Linked DNA regions of Homo sapiens: regions 1, 2, 3, 5, 6 and 7 are each linked to region 4. The links are chromatin contacts, found by Hi-C or POLR2A ChIA-PET in ENCODE. All regions are on one chromosome and are shown on one strand. The core of a region is the stretch at or near the end of the contact, and the rest is flanking DNA. Distances in the headings are between cores, read along the strand shown.

Evidence for each region. Hi-C counts contacts between places; a loop is a spot of excess contacts on that map. ChIA-PET counts read pairs that join two places held with the same protein, here RNA polymerase II (POLR2A). Pooled maps may share reads with other maps.
Region 1: a map of naive thymus-derived CD4-positive, alpha-beta T cell shows a loop between it and region 4 (19-fold over the local background). The contact joins the promoter of EHD1 here to the promoter of MALAT1 in region 4. A Hi-C loop is called at or near these places in 1 of 168 maps with a recorded cell type or tissue (naive thymus-derived CD4-positive, alpha-beta T cell), 4 of 37 single-sample maps with no recorded cell type and 11 of 50 pooled maps. POLR2A ChIA-PET finds 5 or more read pairs at or near these places in 11 of 52 experiments (B cell, CD4-positive, alpha-beta T cell, CD8-positive, alpha-beta T cell and 8 more).
Region 2: a loop to region 4 is called in a pooled map, with 4 times the contacts of the local background. The contact joins the promoter of PELI3 here to the promoter of MALAT1 in region 4. A Hi-C loop is called at or near these places in 1 of 50 pooled maps. POLR2A ChIA-PET finds 5 or more read pairs at or near these places in 3 of 52 experiments (GM10248, PC-9 and WTC11).
Region 3: POLR2A ChIA-PET joins it to region 4 with 9 read pairs in CD4-positive, alpha-beta T cell. The contact joins the promoter of CD248 here to the promoter of MALAT1 in region 4. A Hi-C loop is called at or near these places in 3 of 50 pooled maps. POLR2A ChIA-PET finds 5 or more read pairs at or near these places in 6 of 52 experiments (AG04450, CD4-positive, alpha-beta T cell, GM10248 and 3 more).
Region 5: a loop to region 4 is called in a pooled map, with 2.6 times the contacts of the local background. The contact joins the promoter of MAP4K2 here to the promoter of MALAT1 in region 4. A Hi-C loop is called at or near these places in 4 of 50 pooled maps. POLR2A ChIA-PET finds 5 or more read pairs at or near these places in 4 of 52 experiments (CD4-positive, alpha-beta T cell, T-cell, activated B cell and 1 more).
Region 6: a loop to region 4 is called in a pooled map, with 2.4 times the contacts of the local background. The contact joins the enhancer-like site here to the promoter of MALAT1 in region 4. A Hi-C loop is called at or near these places in 2 of 50 pooled maps. POLR2A ChIA-PET finds 5 or more read pairs at or near these places in 3 of 52 experiments (A673 and activated CD4-positive, alpha-beta T cell).
Region 7: a map with no recorded cell type shows a loop between it and region 4 (5-fold over the local background). The contact joins the enhancer-like site here to the promoter of MALAT1 in region 4. A Hi-C loop is called at or near these places in 3 of 37 single-sample maps with no recorded cell type and 2 of 50 pooled maps. POLR2A ChIA-PET finds 5 or more read pairs at or near these places in 3 of 52 experiments (A673, GM12878 and K562).

The regions. Positions count from the first base shown.
Region 1 is chr11:64,876,997-64,880,628 of GRCh38, reverse strand. EHD1 (EH domain containing 1) reads left to right here and starts at 2,008. Exons shown (of 5, transcript NM_006795.4): 1 at 2,008-2,568. The coding sequence starts at 2,165. MIR10392 (microRNA 10392) reads left to right here and starts at 2,020; the gene lies at 2,020-2,106. RefSeq lists enhancers at 1-9, 3,332-3,431, 3,095-3,632 and silencers at 1,622-2,181, 2,202-2,251, 3,102-3,171.
Region 2 is chr11:66,464,836-66,468,955 of GRCh38, reverse strand. It overlaps PELI3 (pellino E3 ubiquitin protein ligase family member 3), which reads right to left and starts at 2,051. Exons shown (of 8, transcript NM_145065.3): 1 at 1,929-2,051; 2 at 676-828; 3 at 52-123. The coding sequence starts at 827. RefSeq lists silencers at 1,564-1,913, 1,924-2,133 and enhancers at 3,085-3,584, 3,585-4,086.
Region 3 is chr11:66,315,431-66,319,034 of GRCh38, reverse strand. It overlaps CD248 (CD248 molecule), which reads left to right and starts at 1,991. Exons shown (of 1, transcript NM_020404.3): 1 at 1,991-3,604. The coding sequence starts at 2,008. RefSeq lists a silencer at 1,793-2,062 and an enhancer at 2,546-3,242.
Region 4 is chr11:65,496,839-65,500,495 of GRCh38, reverse strand. It overlaps MALAT1 (metastasis associated lung adenocarcinoma transcript 1), which reads right to left and starts at 1,451. Exons shown (of 1, transcript NR_002819.5): 1 at 1-1,451. It also overlaps TALAM1. RefSeq lists enhancers at 1,561-1,640, 1,691-1,760, 2,321-2,390, 2,451-2,690, 2,260-3,459 and 3 more, a silencer at 2,731-2,790 and a cis regulatory region at 2,984-2,999.
Region 5 is chr11:64,801,964-64,804,463 of GRCh38, reverse strand. MAP4K2 (mitogen-activated protein kinase kinase kinase kinase 2) reads left to right here and starts at 1,250. Exons shown (of 32, transcript NM_004579.5): 1 at 1,250-1,410; 2 at 1,522-1,579; 3 at 1,811-1,901; 4 at 1,981-2,045; 5 at 2,343-2,398. The coding sequence starts at 1,315. MEN1 (menin 1) reads left to right here. Exons shown (of 10, transcript NM_001370259.2): 10 at 1-948. The coding sequence ends at 130. RefSeq lists silencers at 1,111-1,290, 1,441-1,620.
Region 6 is chr11:66,109,703-66,113,657 of GRCh38, reverse strand. All of the region lies in intron 1 of PACS1 (phosphofurin acidic cluster sorting protein 1), which reads right to left. Among named protein-coding and RNA genes, the nearest start is that of PACS1, 41 kb to the right of the region's middle. RefSeq lists an enhancer at 239-328. Within about 2 kb of position 1,617, at least 19 of the 41 ENCODE cell types and tissues checked have a DNase peak (open chromatin) inside an H3K27ac peak, as active enhancers do; they include A673, where a contact is called at or near this core.
Region 7 is chr11:66,135,213-66,139,007 of GRCh38, reverse strand. All of the region lies in intron 1 of PACS1 (phosphofurin acidic cluster sorting protein 1), which reads right to left. Among named protein-coding and RNA genes, the nearest start is that of PACS1, 67 kb to the right of the region's middle. RefSeq lists silencers at 1-98, 3,103-3,152. Within about 2 kb of position 1,412, at least 6 of the 41 ENCODE cell types and tissues checked have a DNase peak (open chromatin) inside an H3K27ac peak, as active enhancers do; they include A673 and GM12878, where a contact is called at or near this core.

The DNA.
Region 1 (3,632 bases), core at 759-3,258, 620 kb after region 4:
CCATACATAACGACAGGGTCTGGGTTTTGTTTATAAATAACCCAGGAACATTTTGTTGTTTTCAGTTTTCTAGGGCTGGGTTTTCCCAGCACACAGGGCTCTGGGGAGATTTGAAAACCATGGCGCGTCAATGAGAATGCTGCCGGGGCGCCAGTTTGGAGCAGCCTCATTGAGACGACTGAACAACTACTTCATTCAGGATCCTCAGCCCTGGGCCCTTCCCTAGATCAACCCAGAAACTGCATCTCCGGGGTGGATCCCTAACAGTGCTGAGTAGGAGGCAAACACTGTGGCTTCTAAGGCTGACCCGGGAAGTCTGGACTAGGCCCGCCGGAGGCTCCTCGTCACCAATTGGCATGCAGCCTCTGGTGACAGCTCTGCCTAGGAGCCTCAGTATCTTCTTTTGAGAATAACACCAAAAAAAAAAAAAAAAAAAAAAAAGGGGGGGGGCAGTAGCTTGTGTGCTTTACTATGATGAAAAGAATCAAATCAAAGCACTAAGGGGCGTAAGATTGCAGGCAGGGTTGGAATTACTTATCCGCTCTCCAATGGTTAGGGAGCAAGAGGGGAGGGCAAGGGAACTATCTATTCCCTCGGAAGGGATCTTACAAGCGGTAGGCGAACAAACCTCCCATCGTGTCCTCTCTAGATTCCACCACTCAGTTCCCCTGAGATATCCCCCGTTCTCAGATTTGAGTTCCTGCCTCTTCCTCTTAGCCTACCAGCCCAAGTTATCCCCTGATACAGGCCCCTAGCCCTCCAGGCTTCCACATCTCCCAGAAGCGAGGAAGTTGGACCTGAGGCTTTCAAAGTCGCAGGTTCAATTCAGATCTCTTTAAGAGCCCCCAGGGTCCTGCTACCACAGGTTGGTGTCTTGATACTGGTTACATAACAATCAGTCCCCAAAGCTCTGACATCACCCACTGAAGATTCTCACCAGCCTGGACAGCCAAAGGGGTCTGTGTGTGGCCGGGGAGGATGGCGGGGGAGTGAGCCCCATGGAACAGCCAGGAACTGGTAAGGGGAGGTAGGGCACAGATCCCAGTAAATGATGGTAAATGGTGGTGACCCCGAGAGGAAAGTGGAAGTATTTGGGTTTTTAAACTTCCCCCTAAATTCCCACAAGATTTCATTGTTGCCCCCACACTTCCCCTCTTCCCCACATAGGGAATTTCCGATTTCACTTCCCAATACGCAAGTGGCCAGAGAGCCTCAACTTCCTCCTCATGCCCTCCCTGCCTTGCCCCAGCTATAGCCTTTGTGGGGAAGCCTTCTCTTCTCCCGCGCGAGTCCGGTGTCACCCATGTCCTCCCTCGCTTGCGTCCCTCTCCCATTCCCACCCCGTCGGCCTGAGGGGAGGTCAGGCCTCTCGCTGCCCATTTTTCTTTCCCCAGTCACCAGCCCGCCCCGGATTCTCTACTCCCTCAGCTTGCTCTGCTACCACTTTCCTGTCTCTCCCTCTCCCAAAGCAGATAAAAGATGAGGGGACAAAGACAGTGTGTGTCTGGGAAGCTGGGCTGAGAGGAGGAGGTGCCGCCGCCTGGGGGTACTCCGATGCTTCCGGGGATTCCGAGCCAGCTGGAGGACCGCACGTGGCGAACGGCGGGCGCGGCGCGTAGTCAGGGAACCAGGGTGCCTGACTGGGTGTCTCGTGGAGCCATCCCGCGGGGGTGTGGGGGGGCCACGGTGCCGGAAGGCGCGCGGCCCAGAGGCCGTCTCCGCCGAACGCCCGCTCCTCGCCTTCCTAACCGCAGCACTTTCGCGAGCCTCCCTACGAGGGGCGGGGCGAAACAGGTGCGGTTGCCACGGCACCCGGACCACAGCCTCGCGAGATTTGGAATCAGCCAATGGGGGCGGGGTAGGGGAAGACGTGGCACCAGTCGGAGGGGCGGGGCTGGGAGGGGCTCCTCCCTACCGCCCCCAATTCCGCCCTGCCCCCGCCGCGGCGGCGCTAGCCGCCACTGAGGGACCGACCCTATAAAGGCCGCTCCGCGAGGGGTGCGCAGCATTCGGCAGAGGGCGCTTCGACGGGCTGGGCTGTGCGCCTGCGCAGTGTGGGTCGCTCCCGATTCCCTGCCCCGGCCGGCCCCGCCTCGGCTCCGCACCCTCGCCCCGCTCTCAGCCGCCGCTCTGCCCCGCAGCAGCCAGCCCCGTGTCCGGCAGTATGTTCAGCTGGGTCAGCAAGGATGCCCGCCGCAAGAAGGAGCCGGAGCTCTTCCAGACGGTGGCTGAGGGGCTGCGGCAGCTGTACGCGCAGAAGCTGCTACCCCTGGAGGAGCACTACCGCTTCCACGAGTTCCACTCGCCCGCGCTGGAGGACGCTGACTTCGACAACAAGCCTATGGTGCTCCTCGTGGGGCAGTACAGCACGGGCAAGACCACCTTCATCCGACACCTGATCGAGCAGGACTTCCCGGGGATGCGCATCGGGCCCGAGCCCACCACCGACTCCTTCATCGCCGTCATGCACGGCCCCACTGAGGGCGTGGTGCCGGGCAACGCGCTCGTGGTGGACCCGCGGCGCCCCTTCCGCAAGCTCAACGCGTTTGGCAACGCTTTCCTCAACAGGTACCCACCCATCACTCCAGGGGGCGGGGGGCGCGTCCGGGGCACACCCCTCACTCGGAGCCTGACCCTCCCGTGGCTGTCGCCCCGCCGTCCTTTGTCTCCGAGGCCCCAGTGAGACCCTCAGTGACCACTCCCTGGTCCAAGGGCCCTGCCCCTTCCCAGAGTAAACCCACTGGGGGTCTAAGAGTGGGCGTTGTCGGCTCCCCCAGCTTCTGTCCTCCCCAGAATCTTCCAGGGTAACCACCAAGCCCTCCTGCAGATCCCAGCCCCACTCCCCTCAGCAGCAGGGCCGCAGTAGGAAGCTGAGCCATTCCTGCGCTCCTTTTCTTGGTCTCCACCTCCGTCCCGCAGGCTGGATGCACCTAATTCACGGAAATCAACCCTCCCCTCCCTGTCTTCTTAAGTGTCAATAGCAAAACACAATGAAACTTTTAGCCATTCCCTTCTCTGGTGCGGTGTGGGTCTGCTCTGCCTCCCCTGGGACGGTGGTTTTGTGTAGGAGGGAGGAGGAGGATCGGCTGTGGCTTGCTGACTTTGGGGCAGCCCCTTGGAGGCAGGGGACAGTTGAGGTTCGAACACTTCTCCCAATGGCAGCTCTCAAGAGGTCAGTGCTGCCCTGAGGGGTTTCAGGAAGCAGGATGAGGTGGTGGCAGTGGGAGCCCTGCAATGAGATTCTGGCCCTAAGCCCTTCTGTGCACTGAGGGACAGAATCTGAGGTTCCTTCACCCACTTGGACCTCACTTTTCCAGTTAAGTGGCCTCTGCACGCGAGGAGAGTGAGCTCCAGGACTCTGCCTGTCTCAGTGCTGTGAATGAAACACAGTGCTCCCGCCCCTCAAGGAGTGCAATGCCCAAGCTCACTTTTCTCCAGAGAAACTCGAGACATGCCCGTCCCAACCCCCAGGCGACATACCAAAGTACTTCACAGACCCTGTCCTCCCTGCCACCCCACGTTCACGGACTCCACATGCCTTTCATAATTCTGCACCAGCGAAGAGCCTCTGAAGGAATCTTTGAATCCTGCCTTCCAGGTCCCCGCCCTGCACGGTCACATTCCTTTCCAGA
Region 2 (4,120 bases), core at 802-3,301, 970 kb before region 4:
TAGACCTAGAGTAAGAAAGACCTGGGTCCAAATCCCAGCCCTGCCACTTACCAGCTGTGTGCCCTTGGGCCAGTCACTTCCCCTCTCTGAGCCTCGGTTTCCTCACCTCCTTCCTCACAGCATCTTTGTGAAGATTGAAATGAAATAATGTCCATGAAAGGGCTTGGCACAGGCCTGCCTCCCAGAACACTCGATATGTGCTAGGCGCTGTTCTATGTACTTTACAGAAATCACCTCATTCATTTCTTCCAACAACCCTCTGAGGAAGGGATTATTATCATCCCCATTTGCAAAACAGGGGAAACAGAGGCACAGGGAAGTTCAGCAACTTGCAGAGGCAGGATTTGAACCAAGCAGTTTTGCTGGAGAACCAGAGTTCTTCACCCCACACCACACACACTAGGTGCTTTAGGAAAGGCAGCTGGTGTTAACATTTTTCTCATCTGATCAGGAAGTTGGGTGGTTAGAGTTGTCACAGTACTTTGTGAAAAATGGGAAGATAAAATAATAATTATGAATTGAGGTGGGTTTGGTCAATTTTGTCTTTCAGCTAGGAAGGTGAGGAGGGACAAACAGCTGAAGGCCCTATGTGGGGGGAGGAGGGGTCGGGCCCTTGTTCTGGCTGCGTTGGGTGGGTGTCTGGTGCTTCACCCCTTCTAGGCCAGGGATGCTCACCCCAGGACGATGAGTTCACCATACTTGATGGGCTCCTCGCCTGGCTGCGCATCTTCACCGGGAGAGGAGAGAACGCAAGAGCCCTTGTTCCCCCGGTGCTGGAGGTCTGAGGTTCGGGGGGACCCCACTTCAGGGTTTCCTTCCAGCACCATTCTGGGCAGAGTGGGAGAGAAAAGAGCTTTGTAGGTTCCCACCCCAGCCCGGCTCAATTCCAGCTGCAGCCTGCTGCAGGGCCGCCTAGGCTAAGGCAAGGGTGACCTTTCACCGCCTCTACTGCTATGGCAACCACTTCCCCTCTGCCTCCTCTAAACTGCCCGAGGTTGCTGGGATACCAGGGAGGGGTGGCACAGTGAAGAGAGTCAGGATATTCAGTGGTGCCAAAGAGATGGACCAACTTGGGGTGGCCAGAGGCTGCTTTTTGGCCAAGATCCCAGTCTGGGATGTGCTTCAAAGCGGGGCACCCAATGAGTTGGGGGCCGTTACCCCTCATCTCAGACTCAGTTCCTGCTTATAGCTCTTAGCCTCTGGACCTCTGATTTAGCCTCTCTGACAGGTTCTTTGAATCTACCTGTCCATCTGAATCTTTCTTGCCCCTTTGAGGTCTAGGCCTCTGTCTGTCCATCTGCTTTCTCAATGACTCTCTGTCCTCCCAGCCGCTGTCCTTTTTGCCGTCTCTCTCCCCCCATTCCCCATCTCTGCCTGTCTGCCCGCCTCCGCCTCACCATCTGCCTCAGTCTCCCCATCTCGGCCTCCCCCTGCGGGTAGGCCAATAGACTCCTCCTGGGTGCGCGCTCTTCCCTCCCTCAGGTGTCTGTCTGCGTCCCCAGCCGCCCGGGTCTCAGGAGGCCTGCGGAGGCGGCGCTCCCCCCTCGAGCTCGGGCTGCAGCACAGCCGTCTCCCGCAGGCAGCCCGTTTGGAAAACATCCCCGCGCCAGAGGGACCGCGCCGGGGCAGGCCCGCGCCCTGCGCCCCGGGCGGGCAGAACGGGAACCGCGGCCCAGCACCTACGCAGGTCCACACCCGGCGGCCCCTCCGCACAACACGCGCGCGTGCACGGCCCCGCACGCCCCGGGCCCGGACGGCGCAGAGACCACCCGCACCCGCGACCGCAGGGACGCGCGGGCGCGCAGCAGCCACCGGCGCCCGCCCTCGGACCCACTCCCTCCACCACCCCCAGACACGCAAACACGCCCCCCGCGCCCGCCGGGGCCCGCCTGGCGCAGCCCCCGCCCCCTCCGCCCCGGCGGCCTCACCTGGCCACGCTCCGGGCCCCGCTGGGCGCCGCTCCCTCCCCGCCTAGCCCCTGCTCGGCCCCGGGCCGCTGCGGCGGGATGGGCCCGGCCCGCGGCGGCTCCGCGCTGCCTCGTCACGGGGACACCCAGGGCCGGGGGAGGGGGATGAGCGCGAACAGCCACGCTCCGCCCCCTGTCCGGAGGCCCCGCCCCATTTTCCCCGCCCCTAGGAGAGCTCCGCCTCGCTCCAGACTCCGCCTCTTGCGGCGATGCTCAGCCTTCGTAGGCGGAGCTCCGCCCCTTCGCAGGAGACCACGCCCTTCCCCTGGTACCGCCCTCTGACCAGGGAAGCCCCGCTCTCCACTCCGTCTGAGGGACTCCCTTGCCCCTCCTAGCCGGCTCAGGACTCCCCCGTAGTCTACACGACCCCTCCCCCATTTCAGACTCCCCAAACTCCGCCTCCATTTCCGGGGACTCCGGGGTTCTCCCAGAGACATGGGCGCCCCTCCCCACTGTCGGTCAGGGCCCTCACACGGCGCTGGAGGCCCCTTCCCTAGCCTTAGGCCCGGGACTACGCACCCCCAGCTCCGACACCCCGCCTACCATCTGGGGACGCCACGCAATTAGAGGAGAGGAGGAAAATGCTAAAGGCAAAGGGGGTGTGCGGCAGCGGTGGAGGCCGGGGAAAGCAGCTGCAGTTGACCAGAGTCGCAGACCTGTCTTCCAGCCCAGCTCGGGCACCCCCCATTCCCCTCCCCTCAGTCCCCTCCCCTCCGCCAGGATGCACACACCCCCCGCTGTGCTGCAAAGGAAAGAGAGTTTTGGGGGAGCACCGCCCCTTCTGGGCCTGGGGCTTGCGAGAGATCTATCAGTCTACGTTAGGCGCTGTGCGCTGTGCTTTGAGCAAATTAAACCCTTTACTTTAATCCTGGGAGGCAGGCACGATAGTTGCCCATTTTACAGATGAGGAAATAGATTTACAAAAGTGACTTGCTTGTTGTAGTTTGCTAGAAACGGGCCAAGAGAGAATCTCAGCTGTATGAGTGGCTTCAGTCTCAACTCCTAACTTCGTACCTTGTCGTTCTGACTAGGGATGGAGCCTCAGAGGTGCAGAAGAGAAACCTTGTCTGCATCAGGTAAGGTCCCTATTGCTCAGTACTCTTGGTCTGGAACTATAAAGGCTGGATTATAGTTCCAGATCAAGTCTTTGGTCTTGTGGGGGGCGGTGGGGGTGTTTAATGAGAAAATCAAGGAAGACTGCACAGAGGAGGTGGCTTTTGACTTCCATTATGAAGGATGCATGTTTAGTTTGCCTAAACATTCCTGAGAGGGAGCCGCTGCCACTCCCACCCCCACAAACTTGTTGCACCTGAAGTTCCCCATCTACCAGACTCCCCTGGGGCCCTACTATATCCACCCCGCTAACTCCTCCACCTAAAAATAGCCAAAGATACCAACTGCTTTGCCAACTGTTCTGGGGCCCAGCGGCTAGATGAAACAAGAAAGCAGCCGACGGCACATCCTTTAGGGGAAAAGACACTCGTTAGTCACAGAGAATCTCCCTGCGAGACTTCCACCAAGCAGGACACCACCAGACCGCTGGGCTGCTGGCTGCAGGTCACACAAACCCTGTGACACAGGATAGCTGCCCTCACTGATGCCACCAGAGGCGTCCATTGTGCTGGGTGTGCACGGGGACCCTGGGACAGCCTCACTCCCTTGTGTACCCCCAGCTTTTAATGCATTGCCTGCCAGAGCAGGTCCTCAGTGAATATATACTGAATCCCTGTTATAATCCCCAATTTACACACCAGGAAGCTGAGGCTCAGGCAGAAGAAGAAACTTGCCCCAGGTCACAAGCCAGGCAGATGTGGAGCTGATGCTTCACAGGAGCCCCAGTGCTTCCACCTGACACTGGACTGCATGGAGGAAGGTCTGAGAGGGATCACCAAGACTCACTGGAGGAGGAGGCAGGGATTTCTCCTGGGGCAGTACTGGGATTGGAGCTGCATGGTGGCACAGCCAGACCATCAGGCCTCAGGGAGGCTGAGGTGGGCCCGACACCAGGATTGCCCAAGTAAGGGAGAGGAAGGGAGAGTTAGGACACCAGTAGCAGATGCCTAAGTTCCAACCTTGGCTTCTGGCTCTAAATCCAGCGCTCTGCTCCAAGAACTCCAGCTTCTTAATCTCACTAAGCTTCAGTTTCCTTATGT
Region 3 (3,604 bases), core at 742-3,241, 820 kb before region 4:
CTTGGATTTTGAAAGGATCCCTCTGGCAGGATGGAGAGGGCAAGAGAGACACCACGGGAGAGGCTGTTGGGGAAATCTAGATTGGCGTTGCTAGCCACCTGGGCCGGGGGTGGGTGGCAAAGAAGGTGTCCAGGAGTGGTCAGATTCTGGATCTCTTTTGAAAGTGAAGCCAACAGGATTTGCTGAGAGACTGGATGTGGGCTGTGGGAGAAAGAGAGGAGTCAAGCATGACCTCAAGGTTTGGGGCCTGAGCCAACAGAAGGATGAACTCCTCCATCTTGACTTTTGTCTCCTGAGAAGGGGAGTCATTCTGTGTGCTTCACATGTATAGACCTTGTAAGAAGGAACTTCCAGGCATATGGCAAGAACTTCCTAAGCCCTGGTTCTCGAGGGGCTGGCTGGGTCTGCAGGGCCAGCCTAGGCACTGTAAGGTGGTTTGCAAAAACGCACCCTGGTCTCCACCCACCACATATGCTCAGAAGACAGGAACATTTGCTTCAGGCTCCACAGCTGACAAAGCACATTTGCAAACACTGAGCGCTGTGACGCAATATCTCAGCCCTGCTGAGCTAAAAATCCTGGACTCATTGCCCTCATGTTGCAACTGAGAAAAAAGGAGACCCAGAGAGGGCCAGTGACTCCCCTGCAGTCACAAAGTCGATCCATCTGTGGCAGAGGGGGAAGCTGCATCAGGGCAGTTTACTGAAGGGCGGAACCTCTCCCCCACCTCCCCACACTGTTTCTAACTTCTGCTAAGAGTGCAGCGGGTGTGCATGGGTTAATCCGCCAGCCAGCTCCCCAGAGGCCATCCTGGATGATGGGCTCAGTGCACATGCCTCCAGAGGCCTCCAGGAAGGGCGGGAAGAGGACCCTGGCCAGGCCGAAACAGCAGGCCCCGGGGGCAGGGAGGGCTCCACACACGTGATGCCTGTGTCACATATACACATATATGTCACTGTGTGCCCCATGCCCATACATGGCCTTGCATGGGTCCCCTCACAGCCTTCCACATCCTGCGTGCAGCCCAGCCCCCACCCAGCCCCCTAAACCACGCACCCTGCCTTCCTGACGCAGGAGCCCAGAGAGGCATTTCCTGTTTAGGGGCTGCCTCCTCCCCCTCTAAGCCCAGGTTCCCAGGGCCCCAGGCTGAGCTGGGGTGAGGGGAGGGCAGCCCCTGGCCCCCTCACTCCCCCAACACCCCCACACGCTGGCCCAGCTGGAACCAGAAAGCTTGAGTATAGGGGGAGAGGCTGACGCAGGGGCTCAGTAAATAAATGAGAGGCTGAGGATGCCTGTGCCTGGGTGACCAAGCTGTTTCCATTCAGGCCGAATCGGAGGTCTTCATATGTCAGGCCATGTAGAATGCCACACCATTTTTGTATGTGCACCTAGGGTCTCAGCATGTCAGAATGTGTGTACGTGTGGCAAGGGAGTCATCTGCAAGCCAGCATAGGTCCACGGTGAGGTGAAGGGACAAACAGCTTGGCAGAGAGTGCACTCTTGCATGGGGTTGGGGGTGGGGGAGGCGCATGCGCGCGTCTGTGGGGCAAGAAAGGAGTGGGCATGAGGGTGTTCCCGTGCATGGCGAGCAGCTGGGCTGAGACTGCTCCCGGGTGTGATGGGGCTGCTGTGTCCAGATTTGGGTCTCTGAGTCTCTGGGAAGCGACCTCACCCCACAGCCCCGAGCCCCAACTTGAGGGTCACAGAGCTCGGCAGGCAGGCTTTTCCCACCCCCTGACTCTCAGCCCCATGGGGCCTGGGGCAGCCGTCAACTGCGCCTTCTCCCCTCCTCCGCCCCCAACCTTAGAGCCCCCCACCCCACTGCTTCCTGCTCTAGCGGCCCCCGGGGAAGAGGGAGCAGGGAGCTGGCAGCCGCCCCAGCCCACTCCTTACAAGGCCTGAGCCCGGCCCCAGGCCCGCCCCCGGCCCGCCCGCAGGAGGCCCCAGGCCCTCCCCCTGTCAAGAGCTGCCGCCAGCCCGGGGCCGGACCAGTCCGGGGGCATCGCGATGCTGCTGCGCCTGTTGCTGGCCTGGGCGGCCGCAGGGCCCACACTGGGCCAGGACCCCTGGGCTGCTGAGCCCCGTGCCGCCTGCGGCCCCAGCAGCTGCTACGCTCTCTTCCCACGGCGCCGCACCTTCCTGGAGGCCTGGCGGGCCTGCCGCGAGCTGGGGGGCGACCTGGCCACTCCTCGGACCCCCGAGGAGGCCCAGCGTGTGGACAGCCTGGTGGGTGCGGGCCCAGCCAGCCGGCTGCTGTGGATCGGGCTGCAGCGGCAGGCCCGGCAATGCCAGCTGCAGCGCCCACTGCGCGGCTTCACGTGGACCACAGGGGACCAGGACACGGCTTTCACCAACTGGGCCCAGCCAGCCTCTGGAGGCCCCTGCCCGGCCCAGCGCTGTGTGGCCCTGGAGGCAAGTGGCGAGCACCGCTGGCTGGAGGGCTCGTGCACGCTGGCTGTCGACGGCTACCTGTGCCAGTTTGGCTTCGAGGGCGCCTGCCCGGCGCTGCAAGATGAGGCGGGCCAGGCCGGCCCAGCCGTGTATACCACGCCCTTCCACCTGGTCTCCACAGAGTTTGAGTGGCTGCCCTTCGGCTCTGTGGCCGCTGTGCAGTGCCAGGCTGGCAGGGGAGCCTCTCTGCTCTGCGTGAAGCAGCCTGAGGGAGGTGTGGGCTGGTCACGGGCTGGGCCCCTGTGCCTGGGGACTGGCTGCAGCCCTGACAACGGGGGCTGCGAACACGAATGTGTGGAGGAGGTGGATGGTCACGTGTCCTGCCGCTGCACTGAGGGCTTCCGGCTGGCAGCAGACGGGCGCAGTTGCGAGGACCCCTGTGCCCAGGCTCCGTGCGAGCAGCAGTGTGAGCCCGGTGGGCCACAAGGCTACAGCTGCCACTGTCGCCTGGGTTTCCGGCCAGCGGAGGATGATCCGCACCGCTGTGTGGACACAGATGAGTGCCAGATTGCCGGTGTGTGCCAGCAGATGTGTGTCAACTACGTTGGTGGCTTCGAGTGTTATTGTAGCGAGGGACATGAGCTGGAGGCTGATGGCATCAGCTGCAGCCCTGCAGGGGCCATGGGTGCCCAGGCTTCCCAGGACCTCGGAGATGAGTTGCTGGATGACGGGGAGGATGAGGAAGATGAAGACGAGGCCTGGAAGGCCTTCAACGGTGGCTGGACGGAGATGCCTGGGATCCTGTGGATGGAGCCTACGCAGCCGCCTGACTTTGCCCTGGCCTATAGACCGAGCTTCCCAGAGGACAGAGAGCCACAGATACCCTACCCGGAGCCCACCTGGCCACCCCCGCTCAGTGCCCCCAGGGTCCCCTACCACTCCTCAGTGCTCTCCGTCACCCGGCCTGTGGTGGTCTCTGCCACGCATCCCACACTGCCTTCTGCCCACCAGCCTCCTGTGATCCCTGCCACACACCCAGCTTTGTCCCGTGACCACCAGATCCCCGTGATCGCAGCCAACTATCCAGATCTGCCTTCTGCCTACCAACCCGGTATTCTCTCTGTCTCTCATTCAGCACAGCCTCCTGCCCACCAGCCCCCTATGATCTCAACCAAATATCCGGAGCTCTTCCCTGCCCACCAGTCCCCCATGT
Region 4 (3,657 bases), core at 202-2,701:
CGCTTGCTCCTCAGTCCTAGCTTCATCAAACACTGGTTCCTGGAATCCTGTCTGCTGCTGTCTTCCTAGATTCACTGAATCCACTTCTGTGTAGCACCTGGGTCAGCTGTCAATTAATGCTAGTCCTCAGGATTTAAAAAATAATCTTAACTCAAAGTCCAATGCAAAAACATTAAGTTGGTAATTACTCTTGATCTTGAATTACTTCCGTTACGAAAGTCCTTCACATTTTTCAAACTAAGCTACTATATTTAAGGCCTTCCAAATTCTTCTAACTCTTCCAAAAGCCTTCTGCCTTAGTTTTTTTTAAATTACACCAGTCCTTTTAGTAGCTTTTTGATGTGATTTTTAACCAACTTCCCCTTCTAGCTTCAAGTATTCTTCTAAATTGGTTCTGGTCTACGTAAACACCCTCATCTTCTCAAGCTTTACCTTCTAACTTCTGCACCACCAGAAATTAAATTGATGGGCTTTTAAAATAAATTGGTTACCAATAATTTCCTCATTTTTTCAGTGCTATTTTATCCAATTTTTGGCTTTATATTTTTCTATCTTCTATACTTCTCCAATACTTGTCTTAGCTTGTTTTTCATTTTCTATCTGAAACTCTTGACAATATTTTCATTTTCTATCTTGTTTCTATCTTCCAATTTTCTTCTAAGTTTGTACATTTTGCCCTTAGCTTTTTGTTTCCTAGCTTGTCTTTTTTCTTCTGCTTCCTACTTTTCAGGTTTAAATTTATCTTTTTTCTTCTAAAAGTATGTTTTTATCTTCTAATTTCCCTATCTTCTCTATTCTTTTCTTCGCCTTCCCGTACTTCTGTCTTCCAGTTTTCCACTTCAAACTTCTATCTTCTCCAAATTGTTTCATCCTACCACTCCCAATTAATCTTTCCATTTTCGTCTGCGTTTAGTAAATGCGTTAACTAGGCTTTAAATGACGCAATTCTCCCTGCGTCATGGATTTCAAGGTCTTTTAATCACCTTCGGTTTAATCTCTTTTTAAAAGATCGCCTTCAAATTATTTTAATCACCTACAACTTTTAAACTAAACTTTAAGCTGTTTAAGTCACCTTCATTTTAATCTAAAAGCATTGCCCTTCTATTGGTATTAATTCGGGGCTCTGTAGTCCTTTCTCTCAATTTTCTTTTAAATACATTTTTTACTCCATGAAGAAGCTTCATCTCAACCTCCGTCATGTTTTAGAAACCTTTTATCTTTTCCTTCCTCATGCTACTCTTCTAAGTCTTCATATTTTCTCTTAAAATCTTAAGCTATTAAAATTACGTTAAAAACTTAACGCTAAGCAATATCTTAGTAACCTATTGACTATATTTTTTAAGTAGTTGTATTAATCTCTATCTTTCAAAGAGAAAAAAACTTATCTGCGGTTTCCTCAAGCTCCGCCTGCCCCCTCAGCAGAAGCCCCTGCGCTGGCTGCCTCAATGCCTACCGCACAGCTCGGGCGAGGCGTATTTATAGACGGAGAACAACTCGCATCACCGGAATTCGATCACCTTCCGCCGCCTTTGTGAGGGAGGCAAAAAGTAGTTCTTCGGTTAAAAATAGGTTCTAGTTTTACTTTTCTAGATTTTTCTTAACAGCTTATGGAACTTGAATGCAAACTACACATGCAGAAATACTTAAATTACTAGCGTGTGGAAAGATTTGAGCTGCAAACTTTAGACAAAAGAAACATGGAAATCATATTTTAAACGGGTCATCAAACACCTCACAAAACCCCCGGAACTTTTAAAATACCTCTTAAAGCACTTCTTGTGTTCTCTTGAGGGACAGTAGGTATAGTTTACCACCTTTTGAAGGAAGATTAAAGTGTGATAGTTCAGGGCTTTACTTTCCATTACGCAACTGAGCCCCAGCCTTGCAGGGACGGTTGAGAAGTGGCAAAATGGCGGACTTTCTCCCCCAACTGCTTGCAGTCCTGCGACTTGCTCCCAAGACAGCCACACGTTTTGCTTTTTTGTTCGAGAAATCGGAGCAGCACGGGCTGTCTGCTTGGGAAATCTTAGAAACGTGAAAACCCACTCTTGGAAAACGCCTCAATCCCACACCACAGAGCTGCTCCCCGCCTGAGCCCCGGGGGCCGTTGGCTGCCAGTGGCCCACTCTGATCTGCGGCCCCCCAGTTGCCGCCAGCCCCCCACGGCCCGCACGGAAATTTTTCTACCGTTTTTCAGCTTCCAGGCTCTCCTGAAAGTGCTCACAAGGCAAATCGCCATGGAAAGCGAGTTCAAGTGGCCTTTTAAAGTAGACCAACTAAGCGAATGGCTTTGTCTCCGAAGACACAGAGACCTTGGGCAGCCAGTCAGGGACACACCCAGAAGTGTTTACACTGCTCTGGGTCTGCTTTTTTAGGGGTTTTTGTTTTGCAGATTCTGTGTTATGCCTGGTTAGGTATGAGCTTCAGACCTTCTGAACCGGAGCAGGAAGAAAAATAAAAGCTTTCCTCCAAACCCCAAGACCAAACTGCAGAGTTTGAGTGGTTTTATCTAAATACCACCACCTGGAATGGCCAGCCTATAAGGACAGCTAAGATAGCAGCACAACTCGTCGCTGCGTCCCAAGGACTCTGGGAAACCTGGGCTCCCGGAGGCGTCAGAGGGGACCTGCCTTCAGGCGAGCTGAGGCTTCCCGGCGCCGGGCTTCTGCGTTGCTAAAATGGCGCTGCGCTTAAGAGGGCAGGAGAGGCCAGTTGCGGGGCCCCAGTCCTTTACAGAAGTCTCGGGCTGCAGGCTGCGGAGGGGAGAGCGGGGGCGGGGAGGGACTGCGCAACCGGTGGGGCTGCGTCAGGGACAAACGCCGGGGGAGGGGCGGCTCGCGAGCGCCGCGCAGGGATACGCGAGGGCCGTGAGCCGCCCTCCCTTTGTGAGGCGCTGGCTCGTGGGCGGGCGCCACTGGTTCTAACCGGCTCTAGCCGGTCCTGGCCGCCTTCCCGGAGCTGTGGCGGTTGGCGCAGCGCGTGACTGCGCACGCGCGCCCCGCCCTAACGCCTGTGCCTGTTCTGGGGAATGGCATGGGGGCGGGGTGGCAGCTGGCCTGGGAACTTCTCGGTCGCTACTCTGCGCTGTCACTGCACTTGGGGGCTGGTCTTTCTTTCGTGGAGCTGCTGCCCAACTTCCATTTTCAGTCTAGGTCTTCCTTTCCCACCTCTCTCCTGTCCTTTGTCATTTCCTCCATATAGTCTCGACGTCATCCATTAATTTAAAATCAGAACACAAACCTCGTGTAGCTATCAAGGGCCATGGCATTATTGTAAAATATCTTCGTCGTTTGTATGTCACCAGGTCTTACTAGTCTAGAATTCTCGGGGCAGAAGTGGTCTCAGGCTGACCTTGCAGCAGCCTAATTTTTTAGAAAAGAAACTGAAGCAATGACCTAAAATGGAGAGTTCCAGGGCACACAAAGCTTGGAGCTGGACGGGGTGGTGACACCCACCCTCTCCGCTCCCTCACCCCCGGGTCTTTGGAACCTGTATCCATGGCTTGTTTTTAGGCAGTCAACTCCGAGGGGAGAGATTAGTGACGCTGTATAGGTTAGGATGGCAAAACTAACACAATGATACAGCAACTCTATGAAGTTGATTTCTAAAACTCCTTTGGCTCCTGTAAATGATGCAGGTTGTGTACGGTGTTGGGGA
Region 5 (2,500 bases), core at 1-2,500, 700 kb after region 4:
CAAGATCAACTCGAGCGCCATCAAGCTGCAACTCACGGCACAGTCGCAAGTGCAGATGAAGAAGCAGAAAGTGTCCACCCCTAGTGACTACACTCTGTCTTTCCTCAAGCGGCAGCGCAAAGGCCTCTGAACTACTGGGGACTTCGGACCGCTTGTGGGGACCCAGGCTCCGCCCTTAGTCCCCCAACTCTGAGCCCATGTTCTGCCCCCAGCCCAAAGGGGACAGGCCTCACCTCTACCCAAACCCTAGGTTCCCGGTCCCGAGTACAGTCTGTATCAAACCCACGATTTTCTCCAGCTCAGAACCCAGGGCTCTGCCCCAGTCGTTAGAATATAGGTCTCTTCTCCCAGAATCCCAGCCGGCCAATGGAAACCTCACGCTGGGTCCTAATTACCAGTCTTTAAAGGCCCAGCCCCTAGAAACCCAAGCTCCTCCTCGGAACCGCTCACCTAGAGCCAGACCAACGTTACTCAGGGCTCCTCCCAGCTTGTAGGAGCTGAGGTTTCACCCTTAACCCAAGGAGCACAGGTCCCACCTCCAGCCCGGGAGCCTAGGACCACTCAGCCCCTAGGAGTATATTTCCGCACTTCAGAATTCCATATCTTGCGAATCCAAGCTCCCTGCCCCAAATAACTTCAGTCCTGCTCCAGAATTTGGAAATCCTAGTTTCCTCTCCTTCGTATCCCGAGTCTGGGACACAAAACTCCGCCCCCAGCCTATGAGCATCCTGAGCCCCGCCCTCTTCCTGACGAAACTGGCCCCGGATCAGAGCAGGACCTCCCTTCCGACCCTCTGGGAACCTCCCAGAGGTCCAGCCCATCTCGGAGCATCCCGGAGGAAATCTGCAGAGGGTTAGGAGTGGGTGACAAGAGCCTGATCTCTTCCTGTTTTGTACATAGATTTATTTTTCAGTTCCAAGAAAGATGAATACATTTTGTTAAAAAAAATATAAAGCGCAAGTCCATGTTTATCTGGGAAATTGGGGATGGGGCGGGGAGTGGAGCGCCCCCTCTTCCCTCTGTCTTCTGGCTCCCGGGACTTTGCGCTCCCTACCTGTGGAGCGCGAGCGACAGTGGCGGCGGAAGGACGTAGGCTCCGCCCCGGCCTTGGGGCTTCCCCGCGCCGCCGAGGGCCCGTCCCGCGGGCGCCTCCTCCCGGACTGGCGGTGGGGCATCCCCGGCGCGGCCCCGCCCCCGGGCCTCAGCCCCGCCCCCGCGGCCTCAGAGCCACGGGCGCCCGCCCCGCCCCGCGCCGCCCCGCGCCGGCTCCGCAGCTCGCGCCCGCCCGCCTGCCGGCCCGCCCGGCGCCGGGCCATGGCGCTGCTGCGGGATGTGTCGCTGCAGGACCCGCGGGACCGCTTCGAGCTGCTGCAGCGCGTGGGGGCCGGGACCTATGGCGACGTCTACAAGGTGCGACGGGACGGGCGGGAGAGCCGGGAGGAGGGTGCCAGCCCCGCACCCCGCGGCAGGATCTAGCCCCCGGCCCCGCCCCCCATCCCGCTTCACCCTCCGCCCCTGCAGGCCCGCGACACGGTCACGTCCGAACTGGCCGCCGTGAAGATAGTCAAGCTAGACCCAGGTGAGGGCCCGGGTCGGGCCTCTGCGCCAGAGGAAGGGCAGAGCGCCCGCGGGCGCGGGGTGCGGGCGGAGGGTTGACGTTTCCGAGACCCCTGAGAGGCGTGCCCCGGGAGGTGCTGTCACCTGCACCTGCCTGGCCCGGAGGGAGGCACTCTGTGCCCATTTTGCAGATGGGGGCACTGAGTCAGGGCAACCCCAGCGCGCCTTCCCCATGATGCTTTGTGCTTCCCAGGGGACGACATCAGCTCCCTCCAGCAGGAAATCACCATCCTGCGTGAGTGCCGCCACCCCAATGTGGTGGCCTACATTGGCAGCTACCTCAGGTGAGGCTGCCTTATCCTCCTGGCCCCAGGCAGCCCCCATGTGACCTGCTTTGTGCCCACCCCAGCTCTTTGTCCCTAGGAATGACCGCTTGTGGATCTGCATGGAGTTCTGCGGAGGGGGCTCCCTGCAGGAGATTTACCATGGTGAGGCCAGGGCTCCAGGCCCCAGCAGGCCCCAGCCTTCCCCCACCCCTACCCCACTGGGGTACCAGAGGGGACTCTGGGCCCTGGACTTGGGCTCCTCTCCACTCCTGCCTGGCTGTGTGACCTTGAGAGAAATACTGTCCATCTCTGGGTTCAGTATCCTAGACTAAACTGGGAGGGGACGTGGCCAACACCGCTTTCATTTAACAGTGCCTGCTGCTTTTCCCACACACGGTAGCCTGGGAGGGTGGGCATGACCCCCGGGCCCCCAAGCCAGCCTCTCCCTTTTCCTTTCAGCCACTGGGCCCCTGGAGGAGCGGCAGATTGCCTACGTCTGCCGAGAGGCACTGAAGGTAGCTGGGCCTGTGAGGTGCCCACACCTCTGGTCTCCAGAAGCTGTGGGCCAGGAGCCCAGATGACCAGCAGGGAGGCGGGTGGAGTGCCTCGGGTGGGGC
Region 6 (3,955 bases), core at 368-2,867, 610 kb before region 4:
ACAACTTCTGAAGAGGAAGTCTGATCAAAGTATACAAGTCATCATACCGAAAGGAACTGAGAGTTTAAAATATACTCTTATGTCTTCTTGTCAAACTACATGTGCTGCAAACATTTTTTTTCCTTGCTTGTTACGTTGTAAAAGTATCTGTTTGGAGATACTTAGTCTTTGAGGTGGAGACCCAACTAGCCTTGATGGTAAGTAAGTTCCAATAGCATATCTGAAGATAACCAATAACCCTGCAATTAGAAAGATGTTTTGCCAACTAGAGATTGAGGACAAGAGACCCAAAGGATGTTGGAACTGATTCAGAAACAGGAATGTAAGTACGTCTGGGATGAGTCAGCAGGTAGCTAGGAGAACTGGAAATTAAAAGAAAAGTCATCTGCCCAAGAAGTGGGTAGGTAAACAAAAGAAATCCAAAGTACATTTAAATGTCAGACACCAGTTCAACTTTGAGAAATAGTTTATATACAATAAAGTGGACTGATTTAATTGTACATTTTGATAAGTTCTGACAAATTTATACCTGTGTAATCACCACCATATTTAAGATACAGAACATTTCCATTACCCTAAAAGTTCTGTGTTCCATCCCAGTCAACCCTCTCCCATCCTGGGTTCTGGTTAGCCACTTTTCTCTTACTATAAATTAAATGCCCTTCCTAGAATTTCATATCAATGGAATCCTAAGTATGTGCTCTTCTGTGTAAGGCTTCCTTTCATGCAGCATAATGCTTTCAAGATTCATCCATATTCCACCATGTATCATTCTTTTTATAGCCAAATCATAGCCACAGTTTATTCATTCATGTGTTGATGGGCATTTGGGTTCTTTCCAGCTTTTGTTATTATGAACAAATCTGCTATGAATAAGCAAGGCACCAGAGGCTTTTGATAACTTTCATTTCCCCATTCAGCACTGTCCATGTACTCTCAGTTCACTACAACTCGACCCCTGGCACTGGCCCATGCACAACGGGAAAAGCAGTCACTTATTCAACAAATAGATATAAAGGGTCTACTGGATGTCAGGAACTGTTCAGGCACTGAGAACTCAGTCATGAACGAGACAGATATAACCCCTCTCCTGTAAAACACACAAACAAAATCATGTCGGATAAGGTATGTAATAGAAAAAAAGTTTAAAGTAAAATATTAAGAAAGCAACGAGAGGCATGTGACTAACTGCGCAGCGAGGGAAGGCCTGTCTGCGCTGAGTGAGACCTGAATGACACCAACGGGACAGCCATGTAACCTTCTGACATCCAAGCATTTCCAAGAACTGCAAGCACAAAGGCCCTAAGGAGAGACTGAGCCTCTCCTATCCAAGCAGCAGCAGAAGGCAGGCCATGTGGCAGGCATGCAGCAAACTAGGCGAAGAGGGTAAGAAACAGGCTGGAGAGCAGGCAGAGGCCAAGCCAAACAGGATCTTGTAGGCCAGGAGAAGAAGTCTGGGTTTTACTGGAGGGGATTAGGCAGGTGAGTGCAACAATCAGATCTGCATTTCAAAGAGACCACTCTGCCGGCAGTGTAGAGAAGAACTGCACAGGCAGTGAAACAGATCAGTCTGGTGGCTACTGCGTGATGCAGGTGAGACAGGGTGGTGTGAACGACAGGAGAGCAAGGGAACCACGGGGGATGGGAAGGGTTCAGAATCAATAGCTCCTGCTGAGGGACTACATGAGGCAGGCATTATAAAGAAGAATCTGAGCTGGGTGCAGTGGCTCACACCTGTAATTCCAGCACTTTGAGAGGCCAAGGCAGGCGGATCACTTGAGGCCAGGAGTTCAAGACCAGCCTGGCCAACATGGTGAAACCCCATCTCTATAATACAAAAATTAGCTGGGCGTGGTGGCGCATGCCTGTGATCCCAGCACCTAGGGAGGCTGAGGCAGGAGAATCACTTGAACCCGGGAGGTGGAGGTTGCAGTGAGCAGAGATCACGCTACTGCACTCCAGCCTGAGCAGAGTGAGTGAGTCAAAAACAAAAAACAAAACAAAACAAAAAAAAGAATAATAATCTGGGATAATTCCTAGGTTTCTGGCTTAGGCAGCTAGGTGGATAATATAGTTGACTGAGGTGGGGACAATTAGAGGAAAAACAGGTTTGGCGTTGTGGAGAGAATCAAGAGTTAGGTCCTTGTATTAAATTTGTGATGCTGATCCAATATCCAAATGCAGATGTCAAATAGGCACTTGGATACATAAGTCTGGAGTTAAGAAGAAAAGTCAGTGCCACGTGTCTGATATTAGGAAATAGTACCTGAAGCTAAGAAGTGGATTATAGAGACAGTTCTGCTTTTAAAACTAGTACAGTCATGCACCGCAGAACAACATGCAGTCAACAATAAACCACATATACAACAGGGGTCCCATAAGATTATAATGGAGTTGTTCTATACAGATGCAACATTTTTTATACTGTATTTTTACTGTACCTTTTCTATGTTTAGATCCACAAATACCACTGTGTTACAATTGCCTAAAGTTGAATCAGTGCTGTACAGGTTTGTAGCTTAGGAGCAACAGGCCATACCACACAGCCTAGGTGCGTAGTGGGCTATGCCATCTGGGTTTGTGTAAGTACACTCAATGATGACATGTTTCTCAGAACACATTCTCATCCTTAAGTGACACATGACCCTGTATATATACCTCTAGCAGCGTACCAGGATAATACCAGATAAATAGGTCAAGTGACTCCGAGATCAATTTTACTTAGACTTGGGAGGGTTGGTAGGGAAGAAAGTTTTGTAGCTGAACACACGTATAAAGAGTAAAATGTTGGCTGGGTGCTACGGCTCATGCCTGTAACGCCAGCACCTTGGGAGGCTGAGGCGGGAGGATCACTTGAGGTCAGGAGTTCATGACCAGCCTGGCCAACATGGCAAAACCCCGTCTCTACTAAAATACAAAAATTAGCTGGGCATGGTGGTGCACACCTGGAGTCTCAGGTACTCAGGAGGTGGGAGGATCACTTGAACCCAGGAGGCAGAGGCTGTAGTAGTGAGCCGAGATCGCATCACTGCACTCCGGCCTGGGCAACCAGAGTGAGACCCTTTCTCAAAACAAAACAAACAAAAAAAAACTACAGGAAAGAGAAGGATCATTTCTATCAGACTTTAGAGTTTTTTGTGGAATATGCTATGAAGACAAGACATGCCATTAAAATCAAGAGGCATTTAGCTAGACGCAGGTGCCTGTGGTCCCAGCTACTCGAGAAGCTGAGGCAGGAGGATCCCTTGAGCCCAGGAGGGCGAGGCTGCAGTGAGCTATGATCATGCCTGTGAAAGCCACCATACTCCAGCCTCGGTGACACAGTGAGAACTTGTCTATATATGTATAAAAAAAATTTTTTTTTTTAAATCAGGAGACATTTGATATGAGTGTTGGTAGTTTATCAAAGGGTCATGAAGCAATCAGGCATGTAATAAGTACTTTTTAATTATTTCAATTCCATGAATCATCAATGAGACTAAGGTAAGATATAACTACTCCCTCAATCTCAATGCTTTCAGAGAAGTCAATTATACTCTCATAAACATATCTGAGCACAGGCACCAGATCCGTTTAAAGTAAATGGCAACCAAGACAAACTTAATTTAATGTTATGTGTGTCCCGTTGAGAGGGGAAAAAGAAATACTGGCATACTATGTAAGGAAGTCTCTGGAGCTATAACTTATCAAATCACTTGTGCCGTTTATATCTTAAGAACTTCACAAAATACTGCATCAGTAACTGTAATTTCATAAACAGAGTATTAATGCTGGCTGACAACCTCCCTTATCACTTATTAATGGCAAACAGTAGGCTCTAACAGGAACAGCTTTCACTTAACACCAGGAATTGCCTTTGTAGAAAGCGAGGAGATGAGGAGAGAGAACTAAAGGTTCAACTCAAACTTACTAAGGAAAAGAAATCAGAAACAAATCAAAATCAATTTTTACTTCA
Region 7 (3,795 bases), core at 163-2,662, 640 kb before region 4:
GGGAACCTGTTTAAAAATACAGACAGCGGCCAGGCACAGTGGCTCACACCTGTAATCCCAGCACTTTGGGAGGCTGAGGCGGGCGGATCATGAGGTCAAGATATCGAGACCATCCTGGCCAACATGGTGAAACCCTGTCTCTACTAAAAATACAAAAATTAGCTGGGCGTGGTGGCGCATGTCTGTAGTCCCAGCTACTCGGGAGGCTGAGGCAGGAGAATCACTTGAACCCGGGAGGCGGAGGTTGCAGTGAGCCAAGATCGCGCCACTGCACTCCAGCTTGGGCGACAGAGCAAGACTTTGTCTCGAAAAAAAAAAAAAGTGCAGACAGCAAGAGCTCACCTCTCAAGAGTCCTATTTAGTAGCTTCATCAGCAGTAAGCCTAACAATAATAAGAAACACAATATCAGGGCTGGGATTAGGGTGAGGCAAGCAAGGGACCCAGGGTACAAAACTTAAAGAAGTGCTTGCTCTCAGGTTTGTGCAAGTGCCAAGACAGTAAGTGCCTCCTCACACACTTCGTGGGGCATGTCACTTGACTCACTCTAGTCTTGGTCCTGCAAAGTATAGGGTAGTCCATGGACCATCAGCATCAGCATGGCCTGGGGACTTATTAAAAATGCAAAAGCCGTCTGGGCACCATAGCTCACCCTGTAATCCCACTTTGGGTGGTTGCTTGGGGACAGGATTTCAATACCAGCCCAGGTAATATGGCAAGACTCCCATCTCTGTAAAAAAATTTTTTTTAATTACCTGGGCATGGTGGCAGAAGTCTACAGTCCTATCTACTAAGAAGGCTGAGGCAGGAGCATCACTTCAGTCCATGAGTTTGAGGCTGCAGTGAGCCATGATCAGGCCACTGCACTCTAGCCTGAGTGACAGAGTGTGATACTGTCCAATAAATAAATAAATAAATAAATAAACGGGGCAAAATCTTGGCCTACCCCAGACCTACTGAATCAGAATTTGCATTTTATGCTGGGTGCTGTGGCTCATGTCTGTAATACCAGCATTCTAGAAGCCCAAGGCAGGTGGATCACCTGAGGTCAGGAGTTCAAGACCAGCCTGGCCAACATGGTGAAACCCCGTCTCTACTAAAAATAAAAAAAGAATTTGCATTTTAACAAGATTCTCAGGTTATTCCTGTTCACATTAAAGTCTGAGAAACAATGAATAGAAGGGATGCTCAAATTTAGTTCTGCAACTGAAACCAAAACCCTAAGCACTTTTTAACCTATCATGCTGCATTTCTAAAATAGGAAACAGTGAGTAATGGCTCTCCACTGGAGTCCAAAGGACAGCCCTACAATGGCCAATATTATTGTCACCCCTTGGTCAATGGCCTGGATAATGACATAAGAGATGCTTATTAACCTGCAGGTGGCACAAAAGAGGAGGCTGCTGAGGCAGGAAGGAGCAGAGTCAGACCATCCTGACCGGCTGGATGCCAGGTAAGCACATAACAAGTTTTACATTTAGGTTAAAAATTTCAGTAATGAAGGTATAAGATGTGTGTGGTGGTTTGCTTGGAAATAAAACATATGAAACACTCTAGGAATAAATCCAAAAGTGTGTCATGAATTTAATATAATGGCATTTCAAAACAGGAAAAAATGAGTAATTCAATAATGTTGGAGTAACTAGACAGCTAGCTGGAAAAAAATTAATTTGAACCCCTACCTCACATCTTATCTTAAAATAAATTCTAGATGCATAAAAGATTTAAGTACACACACACACACACAAACACAAACACACACACTCACACAAATCCATTTAAGTACTAGCAGAAAATATGGGTATTTTTTAAACAGCCTCAAGTGGACAAGGCCTTTCTAAGTATGAATAAACTCCAAACACATGAAGTCCAGAGGTCATTTTAAAAAAGATGGCTACATTTTATTACATTAAAGAAAAACTTCTGCACGGCAAACACCAATGTAAACAGAGCTTGGAGACAAATGACGAAATGGTGGGGGGGGGGGCAATTTGTGACTCATATCCAAGACATAGGGCTATTTTCAAAAATCCCCAAAAATCAAGAAGAAAAAAGCCCAACAAGCCAAGAGAAAAGTGGGCAATGCTGAGGCTGGAGAGCCTACGGAGGCCGGGCACTGTCCTCCAATAGCTGAAGACCACTTCTGTGGGAGTGAAAAAACTGAGTCATTCATTTCTACAAATGGTTAAATCAGGACTTAGGGTGGAAATTCCCATGAGTTAAGTTTTAGCCGAACATAGAGAACTTATTAATAATTCGGGCAGTCCATACAATGGAATGGGCCTGCTTAAAAAACTGCTGAATTCTTGTTCAGTGGAAGCACTCGGGCCAAGGCTAGATGAGGGTCAACTTGTATGAAGTTTTTTGGAAGGCATGAGATGGGAAACTAAACTGCACGATTACTGAGGGTGCTTAAAACCCTAAAATTATGCAATTCTATTCAAAGACTACATCCGCTCTGGAAAAGATAGGAGAATAAATCAAATAATGATGGGCTATCACAGCTCCATAAAGACTGAAAGCCATGGTGCTCATCACTCCTAGCTTTTTATTCTAAGTAGGGTGTTCTCTGGAGTGGGGATGTTAGAGGATATGAAGGTTTTGTTAAATCATAACTCCTGCACTCAGGAATATTTTGGTTTGTTTTGGTTTTTGGTGTGTGTGTGTGTGTGTGTGTGTGTGTGTGACAGTGGGATTGGGCAGTCCTGTTTCACATTCTTGGCGTGTGTGTGTGTGTGTGTGTGTGTTAGCGGGATTGGGCAGTCCTGTTTCACATTCCTCTCCTGGGCTCCCCAAACACTGAAAGCAACAGCACAATTTTGAAAGAGAGTGAATTAGTGCTGGAGGGTTGAGTGTGAGGTCTCAGCAGCATAGCCACATAACCCGTAGGACGTACTTACGTATCTACGTCATTTACGACAGTCCAATTATGAGCTAAAAGTCACAGACAAATCAGTAGCTCAATAATTCAACTGACAGGTGGACAGTGTTTCAGAAGCTAGTCTGGAAGGCACGTGGGCAGAATCTGAAACCACGTTAAGAGGAGCGCAGGAGGCTGGGTGTAGTGGCTCACGCCTGTAATCCCAGCACTTTGGGAGGCCAAGTGGGGTGGATCACTTGAGGTCAGGAGTTCGAGACCAGCCTGGCCAACATGGTGAAACCCCGTCTCTACTAAAAATACAAAAATTAGCCAGGCATGGTGGTAGGCACCTGTAATCCCAGCTACTCGGGAGGCTGAGACAGAAGAATTGCTTGAACCCAGGAGGTGGAGGTTGCACTGAGTTGAGATTGCACCACTGCACTCTAGCCTGGGTGACAGAGCAAGGCTCTGTCTCAAAAAAAAAAAAAAAGCGCAGGAGAGGAGGCCAGCAGGGATGAGGGCAGGCCTCAGGCAGCCATGGTACATGCTGAACCTGTGCACAGTGTGTCTGGGTGACAGTGCTGGCATGTTTTCCACACAGAAAATCGCTCTGTAATACTAGTAATTTATCAACTAAAGTTAAAATGAAGAACTTTCATTTATCTTGAGTTCTAAAGCTTAAGCCAAAGCAATTTTAGTTGGAGAAAGCTGAGGAGCTAACAAAAACCCATAAAGATTCTGAAGGGCGTGCCTTACCTATCTCAGAGCTCGTGAAGATGGCAACCATGAGTCCTTAGCGTGGCTTCTAATTTCTCTTCAAAATCAAGGGCTTCCTTTCTTTTTGATATGGACACACCACTAAGTACTCTTTAGCCATTACCAGGACAAGCTTTTAGTTCAAAATATAATGAAAAGAATGAGTGGTGAGAAGAAATAA